Regions from separate parts of the Mus musculus genome. Here region 2 is linked to region 1. Evidence: chromatin contacts called from ENCODE POLR2A ChIA-PET data. All regions are on one chromosome and are shown on one strand. Each heading gives the region's core, a stretch centred on a gene start or an enhancer-like site at or near the end of the contact. The rest is flanking DNA. Distances are from core to core; before and after follow the strand shown. Region 1 holds the start of Cdk2ap2 (CDK2-associated protein 2). Region 2 holds the start of Ankrd13d (ankyrin repeat domain 13 family, member D).

Region 1 (5,379 bases), core at 2,066-4,565:
GCGACCCCCAATGGGCCTCTGCAACTCTGCTAATACTAACTTACCTTACGGTGCCAGAAGAAAAAAACAAAACAAAACCTCCGTCCGTCCCCCCCTCCCAAAACCTGCTTTTACCACCCTAGAAGGTACCCGGTTCCTGAACTGTATGTACCCTTGGTTTTCGCTGAGTTTCCATTCGTCCTTACAGCCACCCCATCATCTTCCCACGAGGTTGCCCATTCCAGGCTGGTGTAGGAGCGGTCCACTGGTATCCCTCTGGCCTCCGCCCTGGGAGGCCCACTCTGCCCACCTGCGTCCCGGCATGGCGCCACAGTTCCGCTGCAGACACCCCTCCACCCCCACCTTGCACCCAGCGGGCAGGCGAGAGGCCCTCTGTCCTCACTTCCCTCAGCTCCTTGTCCCTGTCGCCAGACGTGCTCTTGACCCGCCCGCTCACCGACGTCCCCGCTCACCTCTAGCTTCTGGTGGGCGCCCCTCACCCAACCGGGGCAGGGGTGGTCGACCCCAAGGTGGGAGTCCGTTGTGCCCCCAGTCCCGGCCTCGGTTTCCAGATGGAGCCCGACCCTCTGGAGGCGCGGAGCCGGCCCATAGCCCCGACCTTTTTCCCGGTCTGCCCGCCGGCGCCCCTGCTGTCCCTCCCCGCCGCGTCACTGCAGCTGCCCCGCCCCTTTCCTGGGCCCGGCTGGTCCTCCCCACCCCGGCAGGGTCGGGGCAGCCCCGCCCGCGGCGCAGCAAGGCTGGCCCCTGCTTTCCTTCTCCAAGACAGACGGGGAAGAGGCCGGGCCCCAAATTCCAGTTCTTTATTTCTGTGCTGTCTGGACACCCCAAGAATTCTTGGTTTCATTTCCCACCCAGGCCCAGTCAGGGCAGCCCTCCTGTGTGCTTTGAAGAGGTGGGATTTGACCTAGGGGGAGCCCAGGTTAGAGGAAATGTTGTACCCCAAAGTTAGCCAGAATTTGGAAGTTCTCAATTGCCTCTGCCTAGGTTGGCATTTCACGGTTACTTAGCTACATGCCCAGGTAGAGGCCATCCCCTTAATGAAGCCCAAGTCCTTCCCTACTATGTTTGCTAGGTTCTCAAATTTGGACACCCATCTAACTGCTCCGACTCTGTACAAAGGCCGAGACACCCGGGGCTGGCTCATGGAGCCACACCCAGCCTTGTGGAAGTTGTCAGGACAGTGGATAGCAGCATCAAGCCAAGGTGCTGGGGGTGGGGGGGAAGGAGCCTCTAACTGCCTCCCTTAGGAGTCAGGGACCCGGTGTATTTAGAGCCTTCCAAGGATGGTTTTAAAGCGGAGCTGGTGTAGGGGCATTAGGACGTTCACGGGAGAGGCTTAAGTGAACTGGTATTTCCACCCTGCCAGGCATGCCTGCCAATCTACAGGAAGGGCCCTTTAGGCTCCGGCTGTCCAATAGTGCCTCCAGCTGTGAAGGCAGCCAAGCCCTACGCTGCCCCCTGGTGGCACCTCCTTATGCAGACATCATTGGTGTTCTGTCTGGCCTTCAGCTGCAAGGCGCAGAGCTGGAGGTAGCAATGGACAAGATGGGAAGGCAAAGCTCGGTTCAAGCGCCCTTCCCAGTTCCTGCTCTGCCCTTCCCCTCTGCCCACTCAGGCTTCCCCAGAGGAACCACACACAGAAAGGCTGAGAGAATGACTCCAAAGCATCTTTTATTTATACAAAAAGGACATATTTAGTAAAAGACACACCAAAAAAAGAGTCGGCTGTGGCCCCAGAGATGAGGCAGGAAGGTCTTCTGCACTCCTGTTGAAGAGGCAGGAGGTGGCCTGGGCTAAGAGTTAAGGAGTAAGTGCTGTGTGGTGGGGCCACAGAGAGGAGCAAGCTCCCGTCAGATCAGCACTGTGAGCAGGTCATGGAAGGGACTCCCAGTGGCCTCCCAGCACTCCCACAGAGGGAGGAGACCAGTTTGTACAGCCAACTGGACGAAGATCTGCTACCTGGTTCCTGGAGGGTGCCCACTAAGGGACACAGGACAGGAAGCCCAGGATAGGAAGCAACTTGGGGCGCGAAGGCCAGGGAGAAGCAGGCGCTCTGCAGTGGCCAGAAAGGTCCCGGCGAGGAGGTCAAGGTGCTTCCTGTTACGTGCGGGCATTGCGTTCTGTCTCTGCCAAGCACTCTCTGACTAGTGCCCGAGCGTGGATGATGCCTGGGGTGCGGTGAGGATGGGGAAGTAATAAACAGGGCCCCAGAAACAGTCCACAGCCACCCTTCAGAGCAGACACTCCCCCACCGCTCCATGGTTCAGCAAGAGCACCTCTAATCTAATGAGGATGGATGGGATTAAGGGTTGGCTAATCCGAGTTCCCAGGCACCTTCTTGGAAACAGACTCATTTGAAAATGGAAAAGTTCATTTAAAACCCCTCCTTAGGTACACGTTCTGTTCCAATCGAGGCTGGCCCAAATGTCCTGTCCTGACTCTAGATATCCTCCATCCTTACTGAACTGTCTTAAAGTTCAGTGTCTGTGTCCTGGGCAGAGCAAGGGCAGGCCTGTGGCTTCACTTACCTCTCTTCAGGCGCTCCATGGCACTCTTGCTACCAGCATAGGTGGGCCGGATCTCTTTGCCCATCTCCTCTATGACAGACAGCAGGTCCGTGTAGGTGCTCTGAGAGCCCTGGGAACCAGGTGGCTTCATCGCCTGTGTCAAAAGAAAATACAGACGTGATCTCAGACCCCGAGGGGATCTCCTGTCCTCAGCCATAAGCAAGCTCTTGGCCACACTCACCTGTACATACCCCATGGAGGGCGGACCAAAGTCGTTAAACAGCGGTCTGAAAGGTGCGGCAGCTCCTGGCACTGAGCCCGATGGCGATGGGACACTCCCGGCTGCAACGACACCAGCAAGAGGTCAGAGTGTGACAAGGGCCTCGTCACAGATTTCCAAGCCCAGGACTGTTCCCTTGACTAACCTCCAACGGCATGCTTCTTCATTCCACTCTGAACAACTTCGGAGACACACTCCTCCCCCCTGCGCTCCACCTACAAGCTCTACGTGACCACGCCCACTTCTCAGGCCAGCAAACTGAGGCTGAGCCAGGCTCGTCTAGCAGGCCCCGGATTGCAAAACTCGAGCGGTTTCTCTCCAAGACCTCGACTGCCCGGACAAGGCGAACAAGGATGGAGTTGGAGCCTCACCTGTAGGGACCGGGGTGCCTGGCCCGGGGGTGCTGGAGCCCGGGGTACTGCTGGGGGCGGGCGCGATAGGTTTGTAGGACATCCCAACTCCTCAGTGCGGCGGCCGCCAGCCGGCCGCTCCTCTGGGGTTGGCTGTCCGGCAGCTCAGCCGCACTCTGATTGGCAAGCGAGCTGCACGCCCCTGGTAAATAGAGCTCCGGCCGGAAGGGTGGGCGGGCACGATCGGTCCTCACTCTCGATTGGCGCGCTCAGCTGTCACTCGAGCCTCCTCATTGGCTGAATCTTGCCCCCGCAGGGCGCAACCGCTGCCGATTGGCCTCCACCTTCCGGACCTCGCACCTGTCTGCCCCGGATTGGGCGGTGACAGTCGTCCTCCTCAATTGGCGAGTTCGGGGCCCGGGGCCGGCGCGCTTTCAATCCGATTAGTCCCGAGGTCCAAGAGGCGGGGCCTCGGCAGCGGGCCAGTCTGGTCCCCGCGGTTTGCTCCGGTGGTGTGTGGCGGGCCGCCGAACACACTTCGTCCTCACCGCTTCGCGACTTCCCTCCGCTCAGAACTCCCAAGGCCACGGCTCCCACAGTGTGAGCACTCCGCCCTACCCCGAGCGTTTTACGTCACCTTTCACTGGTTCCGTGTCCCCCCCCCTTCGGCTGTGCGCATGTGCGCGCCTCAGGCCTGTATTTGTTCCCATGGCAACGGTTCCCTCACCAAAGTCATTACCAAGCTCCTTCTCTGGATTGGTTTGAATCTTCGGTCTAGGCAGGTGGGTCCAAGGCAGCCAACGACGCTGCTCGACACTGAACCCTAAGTCCCCTACTCTCTCCACAGACAATGATAGAGCATCATAGATCAAGAATTGCGTTAGGTCAAGTCAGGACCCTGGTCAAGACCCTTGGCTGGAATCTCAACACCTCATTAATGGTTTCCTCCTGGACTCTTTTTGGCGGGTGGGATGAGATTGAGACAAGGTCTCAAGTAGCCCAGTCAGAACTCGAACTCTCCGGGTAGGGGAGGGTGACCTTGAATTCCTGATGCTCTTGTCTCGGAAATGCTAAAGGATTACAGTCACACGCCAGTTTCTTGCCCTAATAGGTTTCCGTTTTCTCATGAAACATGAAGACAGTAATACCTGGAAAGTAAACTTGGAAGTGGGTAGAGAAATAGAGATGAGAGCCAGCCCCATATGGGTTGAAGCATGGTTGATTATTGTTCTGACGTCATTAATGAAACTCCCACCTGGGTCTGGCCATCTAGTTCCTATTTCCTTGAAATCAATTCACTTTAAAATTAAAATAAAACTATTTTATGTATACGAGTGTTTTGTCTGCATATATGTCTGCAGAACTGCTGCTTTAGCCCTCAACTCACTTTTTAAAAAAGCGACTGCAGAGATGGCTTAGCAGGTAAGAGGACAGGCTGCTCCTCCAGAGGACCCAGGTTAGAATTCTAAGCATTTACATAAAGTGCCTCAGAACCATCTGTAACTGCATTTCCAGGGGGCCCAATATCTCTTTCTGTTCTCAGTGGGCACCTAGCAAGCAGGTAGTACACAAACGTACAGTCAGAGAAAACACCCTAGACTTTTTTTTTTTTTTTTTTTCTGAGAAAGGGTCTCACTATCTAGCTCTAGCTAACCTGGAACTCAATATGTAGGCCAGGCTGGCCTTAAACTCACAGAGATCCTCTCTCTTCTTCCTGAATGCTTTGATTGAAGGCATGCACTACCACTCCCAGCTAAATAAATCTCCCTGTTTTTTTTTTTAAAGACTTATTTTATTTATTATATGTAAGTACACTGTAGCTGTCTTCAGACACCAGGAGAGGGAATCAGGTCTTGTTACAGATGGTTGTGAGCCACCATGTGGTTGCTGGGATTTGAACTCGGGACCTCTGGAAGAGCAATCAGTGCTCTTAACCGCTGAGCCATCTCTCCAGCCCATAAATCTCCTTTTAAAAGACTATTAAAAAACAAACCAAAAGGCTGAAGAGATAGTTCAGTGGTTAAGACTGACTGCTCTTCCAAAAGTTTTGAGTTCAATTCCTAGCAACCACATGGTGGCTCACAACCATCTGTAGTGGGATCCAGTGCCCTCTTCTGGTGTGTCTGAGGACAGCTACAGTGTTCTCAAGATATATAAAGTAAATAAATCTTTAAAAAAAACCCAAACAAATCTCAAATTAAAAACAAAAAAACAAACAAACAAACAAAAAAAACAAAACCTG
Region 2 (5,415 bases), core at 1,011-3,510, 190 kb before region 1:
GCAATGGAAGGAACCAGGCCTTGGGGCCCTGAAAGGCCAGCCTTAACTTAGCACAGTCCCAGATCACTCAGTGACTGCATCCTGGAGCGTTGAACAGACCGGGGGCTGAACTTGCTTGGCTCTGGGTGGTTAGCAGATGTTAGCCTCAGACTCACTGTGTAGCTAAGGATGGCCTTGAACTCCTCGCCCTTCTGCCCCCACTTCCCAAGTGCTGGAATTACAGGGGTTTGCTACCATGTCTAGCTAGGTCTCAAGTTTTAGGGCAGGCTGCAGTCATTAGAACTGGCTCTAAAACAAATAGCTGGTCACTGCAAGAAGTGGGGAGATAGGACCATTGCTTCTGTCCAGGAAAGATGTTCTTGTAATTGGTGATTGTGAAGGAAGAGGTGAAAGACGCCAGAGAGGAAAAAATGGAACAGTGTAGTAAGCCAGGCCACACTGAGGGAGCGTGTGAGGGAGGCCATGTTGTTGGTCAAGAGGTAAGGTGGAGCTGAACATGGCAGAGCACACATTTAATCCCAGCACTTTTGTGAGTTTGGGTCTAGTCTGGTCCTCAGAGAGAGAGTTCCTGGACAGTCTGGGCTAGTTAGTGAGACCCTGTCTCAAAAGACAAAACAACAAAAAAGAGGTGATGATAGCTCAGAGCACAGCTGGCCTGGAAGGAAGAGAGAAAGGCGTTTGGACTTGGCTTCTGACACCCTAATATGGCAGCATGGAATACCTAAGACCAGAGGTGTCCTGGAAGTGATATCAGATGGGAGTGGACAAGCTGTCAGCTAGGAGAGGGAGGTCCATGTGGAAAGAAGGGTCGATGTCAGAGCAGTAAAGACTGGCGGAGAGATGCTCAAGACTGCAGCAAGTCCTAGGCCGTCCAGGGCCAGGGTGACGATGCTGAGGAGGAAGTCTCTGACAGAAGCAGAGACCAGCAGGACCTAACTGCAGAGCTCTGGACCTTTAGAAGCTCAGGGCCTTGAGTTCCTCCCAAAGTCCAGACATCGTAGATGACCTGACCACAGCACACACGGTGGGTAGCCTAGATCCCGGACTGCTATAAACCACCCGATCGCAGGGAGAAAGGTGGCAATCAGGCTGAAGAGATGAGGACATCCTTGGGCAGGAAGGGAACCTCAGTTAGATGGCCTTTCTCCATCACACTAAGTTTAACAGATAGGGAGGTGGAGCCATCCGATGAAGGTGTTTGCTGCCAAACCTGACAACCTGAGTTAAAGGATGGGAGAGAACCAACTCTCAAAAGTTGGTTTTTCACCTCCACACTCATGAGCACCCCCACACAAAAATGAATGTAAGATTTAAAAATAGAGAAACAGACCAGAGTCAGTTTTGGAAAGTCTGGTTTACCCCCTCGCCACCCAGCAAGACCAGGATCAGAGAACCCATGGTAGGACTGAAGATAACCAAGGGTCCCAACTAAGCTGGCTGGCTGCTTGAACCCTAGATCCTGTGTGAGTGGAAGTGCCAGCCTTGTTTCGAAATTCTCCTTCCTTCCCTGTTGGCAGTAAAATGCAGCCTCTGCAAAATGGACTCCTGTGGTGGTAGCGTGCACCCTGGCCGATCACCCAGCCAGGAAGCTGAGCTTATGTCCCCCAACCCCAACAATATTCCTGTTCCTGATTCCTTGCTGTCTTCCAGGCATCAAGGCCAGACAGATCCTCGGGAAAGAAAGCTTTGACTGGTCAGCATTAGGGGTTGCTGCGGGGTGCCCATCTCCAGAAGCTAAGCGCCTGTGCTGGCAGGGATGAGGTCAAGATTTCCCATCCCACCCGCCTATAAAAGACAAGTCGGTGCTGATGGAACTCAGGAGTGGGCTAGACAGAAGGACACATTGTCAGCGGGGGTGGGGGGGGGTGGGGGCGGGGGGGGCTGCAAGAACAACAGACCCTGGCCCAATCCCAGTGCCACCGAGCCTACCCCACTCCCCTTCCGTTCCCTCCTCCCTCACCTTTCTGACCACTAAGAGATTTGCCCAGGGCCTGGGGCGCCCCCTGCGGGCACGGGTGGAGCTGCAGCTATGCCCCGCCCTCCGGAACAACCCCACCGACCATGGCGCTTCAAAATGAAGTTCCGGCTGTTCCTGGGGCGCATGTGGTTGCCCTGGAGACTGGACAGCACCCCACACACACTCCGCCCGCCCCCAGCGCGCAGGCCTGCAGTGGTTGCCGTAGCTACGGGAGGCGAGGGTGTGCGAAGCCCGACGCCACGCCCTAACTCCATGTAGCCCCGCCCCCAGATCCCCGCCCCGCCCTCCCTGCCGCCTTCGCTCTTGCTGCGGCGGCTTCTAGCAGGGGTCCGCGGGGCTGCAGCGGGTGCGGCTGAGGTGCGGCTCAGAGCGGAGGAGCAGGGGACGTGCCAGGCGCAGGCCAAGAAGGGCTGGGCCTTTCGCTCGGGATGCGGTGCTGAAGCCCAGCATGGCCGGCCTGGGCCCCACCTTCCCGCTGCACCGGCTAGTCTGGGCGAACCGGCACCGCGAACTGGAGGCCGCACTGCACAGCCGCAAGGTGAGGCCCTGAAGGGGATCCGATTCGGTTGGTTTCCTCCCCAAGCCCCGGTGCCAAAGTACGGAATCTACTCCGCAGCTCACCGCCCCTGCTGTGCTCCGCAGCTGCATCCTGACTCCTTAGGTCCAGCTCTTTCCAAATCCCTGGTCACCTGCCCTCGAGCTTGAGCATTTGTTTAGCGCATCTCCCTTGGTTGGGCCTTGCTCTGCTATCTGCCCCCTTCGTATTGCGTTAAGCTCAGGATTCACCCTCATCACCTCTGAGCTAGAATGAGGACAAGAACCGTGTTCTAGCCCTCAAGCTGGTCTAAACTCTCAGCATCCCTAGCCTGAATCTGTCTTGCTAGACTCCACCACCAGGCCCTCAACTCTGGATAGCAGAGGGCAGAAGAAATGAGCAGTTCCTTCCCACTGGCCCTTACTGTCCCCTTTACCCCGACACTTTCCAGTCCACATAGGCCACACTCTTATCTTCTCACTGACCTGGTTACCCATAGTAACTCCAGCCCTTTTCAATCCAGTGACCTCCTTGCTTTGGCCCTCTCTTGCCTTGTATTGAGTGACCCATCTCCCTTAGCACGACATTGAGCAGGAGGACCCCCAAGGGCGAACCCCCCTGGAGCTTGCTGTGACCTTGGGGAACTTGGAGTCTGTGAGAGTCCTCCTCCGACATAATGCCAACGTGGGCAAAGAGAGCCACCAGGGCTGGGCAGGTACTGTGCAGGGCAGAGGGTCCTCCCTTGAGACTAGCTTCCAGGTTGGTGAATGGGGGGCAGGGGGAGTAAGTAACCGTGCCTGGGGGCGCTAAGAGGGCTACCCCAGCAGTTGCTCATCTCCAGTCCTGCAGGAGGCAGTCAGCACTGGAGACCCTGAGATGGTACAGTTGGTACTCCAGTATCGGGACTTCCAGAGGGCCACACAGAGGTTGGCTGGCATTCCAGAACTGCTCAACAAACTCCGTCAGGTATTACCATAGAGTAAAGAAGTGGGGTATAACAGGCGCTCCGTCTTCCTGTGATAAGCCTGGCCTTGGAGGAGTATCTAGGTTGTGCGAGACGCTTTCCCACCATCTGTGTCTCAACCTCTGCCAAGGGTCATGTAAGAAATATGGGATCCCAGGCCCATGCAGATGAGACTGGGTCTTTTGCAAGGAAGACATTCACCAGCACTAAGGGTCCCTGATACCAGGAATCTCTTGGATAGAATGGTAGGCCTTGGGTCACCTAGAGAATGTAAATTTCCAGAAAGGTGACTGGGTAGAGATGGCCTGGACCCTGGAGTGCCTAGTCCTGTGCATCCGAAGCACACAAAGGACAGAGGCACAGTTGTGCTCCTCACATGTGGGAAGGTCTGGAAGGATCATTGTGTTCTCTTTACAGATAAAGGACTCAGACACAGAAAAGACAGAGGACCTCGTAGGGCCCCACAGTGGGCTATGGCCCATGTCAAAACTAGCTCTAGGCCCCCAATGCTTATAACTTTTATATGTGTAGATCATTTTAGGGCCTACTTGGGCTCTCTCCTTGGCATGGTTTGTTTGGAGTGGGAGTATAGCTGGGCCACAGCAGTGCATCAGAATTTGTGGGCTCCCAAAGAGTAGTTGTGAGGCCCAAGGCCTACTTGGCTGTGGCACCAGGCCATGGCTCCTAACAGGCAGCTCTGGTTTTTCTTAGGCCCCTGATTTCTACGTGGAAATGAAATGGGAGTTCACTAGCTGGGGTGAGTGGGGCTCAGTTGACCGCAGAGACTTGGAGTGGGCCATTTGGGGGGAGATTCCCAATGACTCTGAGACTTCTTTCAGTACCTCTTGTGTCCAAGATGTGCCCGAGCGATGTGTACCGTGTGTGGAAGCGGGGTGAGAGTCTGCGGGTGGACACTAGTCTCTTGGGCTTTGAGCACATGACCTGGCAGCGTGGCCGAAGGAGCTTCATCTTCAGGGGTCAGGGTGAGCTGTCTGTCACCTCAGATTCCCTGGTGGCTTTTAAGCATGTGTCCTTCTCTCTCTGTGCTCTCTGAACGTGGAGACCGAAGCTGAGGGTGGAGGGGATCCAGGGCCTGGGGGTTTATCTACTTAGCAACAGTTGGCTGAGGAGAGCTCACTGGTAGGACCTGGCACTAATATGGCCTCCTCCTGTGACACCCCTGCGGCTGACAGAGGCGGGAGCCTTGGTGATGGAAGTGGATCATGACCGGCAGGTGGTGCACACAGAGACCCTAGCTCCAGCTCTGCATGAACCAGAAGCGCTGCTGGCTGCCATGCGGCCTAGTGAGGAGCACGTGGCCAGTCGGCTCACCTCTCCTATTGTCTCCACCCACCTGGACACTCGCAATGTAGCCTTTGAGAGGTCAGTTGGGGCCTGGTACTATGGGTGGGGAAGGAGGAGAGATAAGAAGACACTTTTTTTTTTTTTTAAAGTTACGGACAGTCTCACTGTGTAGCCCAGGCTGGTCTTGAACCAGAGACCCTCCTGCTTCAAATCCTGAGTACCTTTATAAGTATGTGTCATCGTGCTCAGTGTAAACCACCATTGATAAAAGCACTGCCCACAGGGTCCCTGACACCCATGGGAGGCTGACCCTGCATCACTAGAGGCTGATTAGGTTGAGGAGCAGGGGTTCTATGGCTCCTATTAACATATGTGCCATCCCAACATTTTTTTTTTCGAGACAGGGTTTCTCTGTGTAGCCCTGGCTGTCCTGGAACTCACTCTGTAGACCAGGCTGGCCTTGAACTCAGAAATCTGCCTGCCTCTGCCTCCCAAGTGCTGGGACTAAAGGCGTGCGCCACCGCACCCGGCTAAATTTTTTATTTACTTATTGTACTTATTCACTTTACATCCTGCTCACTGCCCCCTCCCAATCATCCCCTCCCACAACCCTTACCCCCCTCATCCCACAAC

What was found. ChIA-PET counts read pairs that join two places held with the same protein, here RNA polymerase II (POLR2A).
Region 2: POLR2A ChIA-PET joins it to region 1 with 12 read pairs in Patski. The contact joins the promoter of Ankrd13d here to the promoter of Cdk2ap2 in region 1. POLR2A ChIA-PET finds 5 or more read pairs at or near these places in 2 of 5 experiments (Patski and embryonic stem cell).

The regions. Positions count from the first base shown.
Region 1 is chr19:4,095,287-4,100,665 of GRCm38, reverse strand. Cdk2ap2 (CDK2-associated protein 2) reads right to left here and starts at 3,315. Exons shown (of 4, transcript NM_026373.4): 1 at 3,159-3,315; 2 at 2,749-2,849; 3 at 2,529-2,661; 4 at 1,649-2,168. The coding sequence starts at 3,240. The coding sequence ends at 2,101. Pitpnm1 (phosphatidylinositol transfer protein, membrane-associated 1) reads right to left here and starts at 44. Exons shown (of 23, transcript NM_008851.4): 1 at 1-44.
Region 2 is chr19:4,279,982-4,285,396 of GRCm38, reverse strand. It overlaps Ankrd13d (ankyrin repeat domain 13 family, member D), which reads left to right and starts at 2,260. Exons shown (of 15, transcript NM_026720.2): 1 at 2,260-2,516; 2 at 3,093-3,228; 3 at 3,355-3,479; 4 at 4,189-4,234; 5 at 4,317-4,460; 6 at 4,671-4,860. The coding sequence starts at 2,427.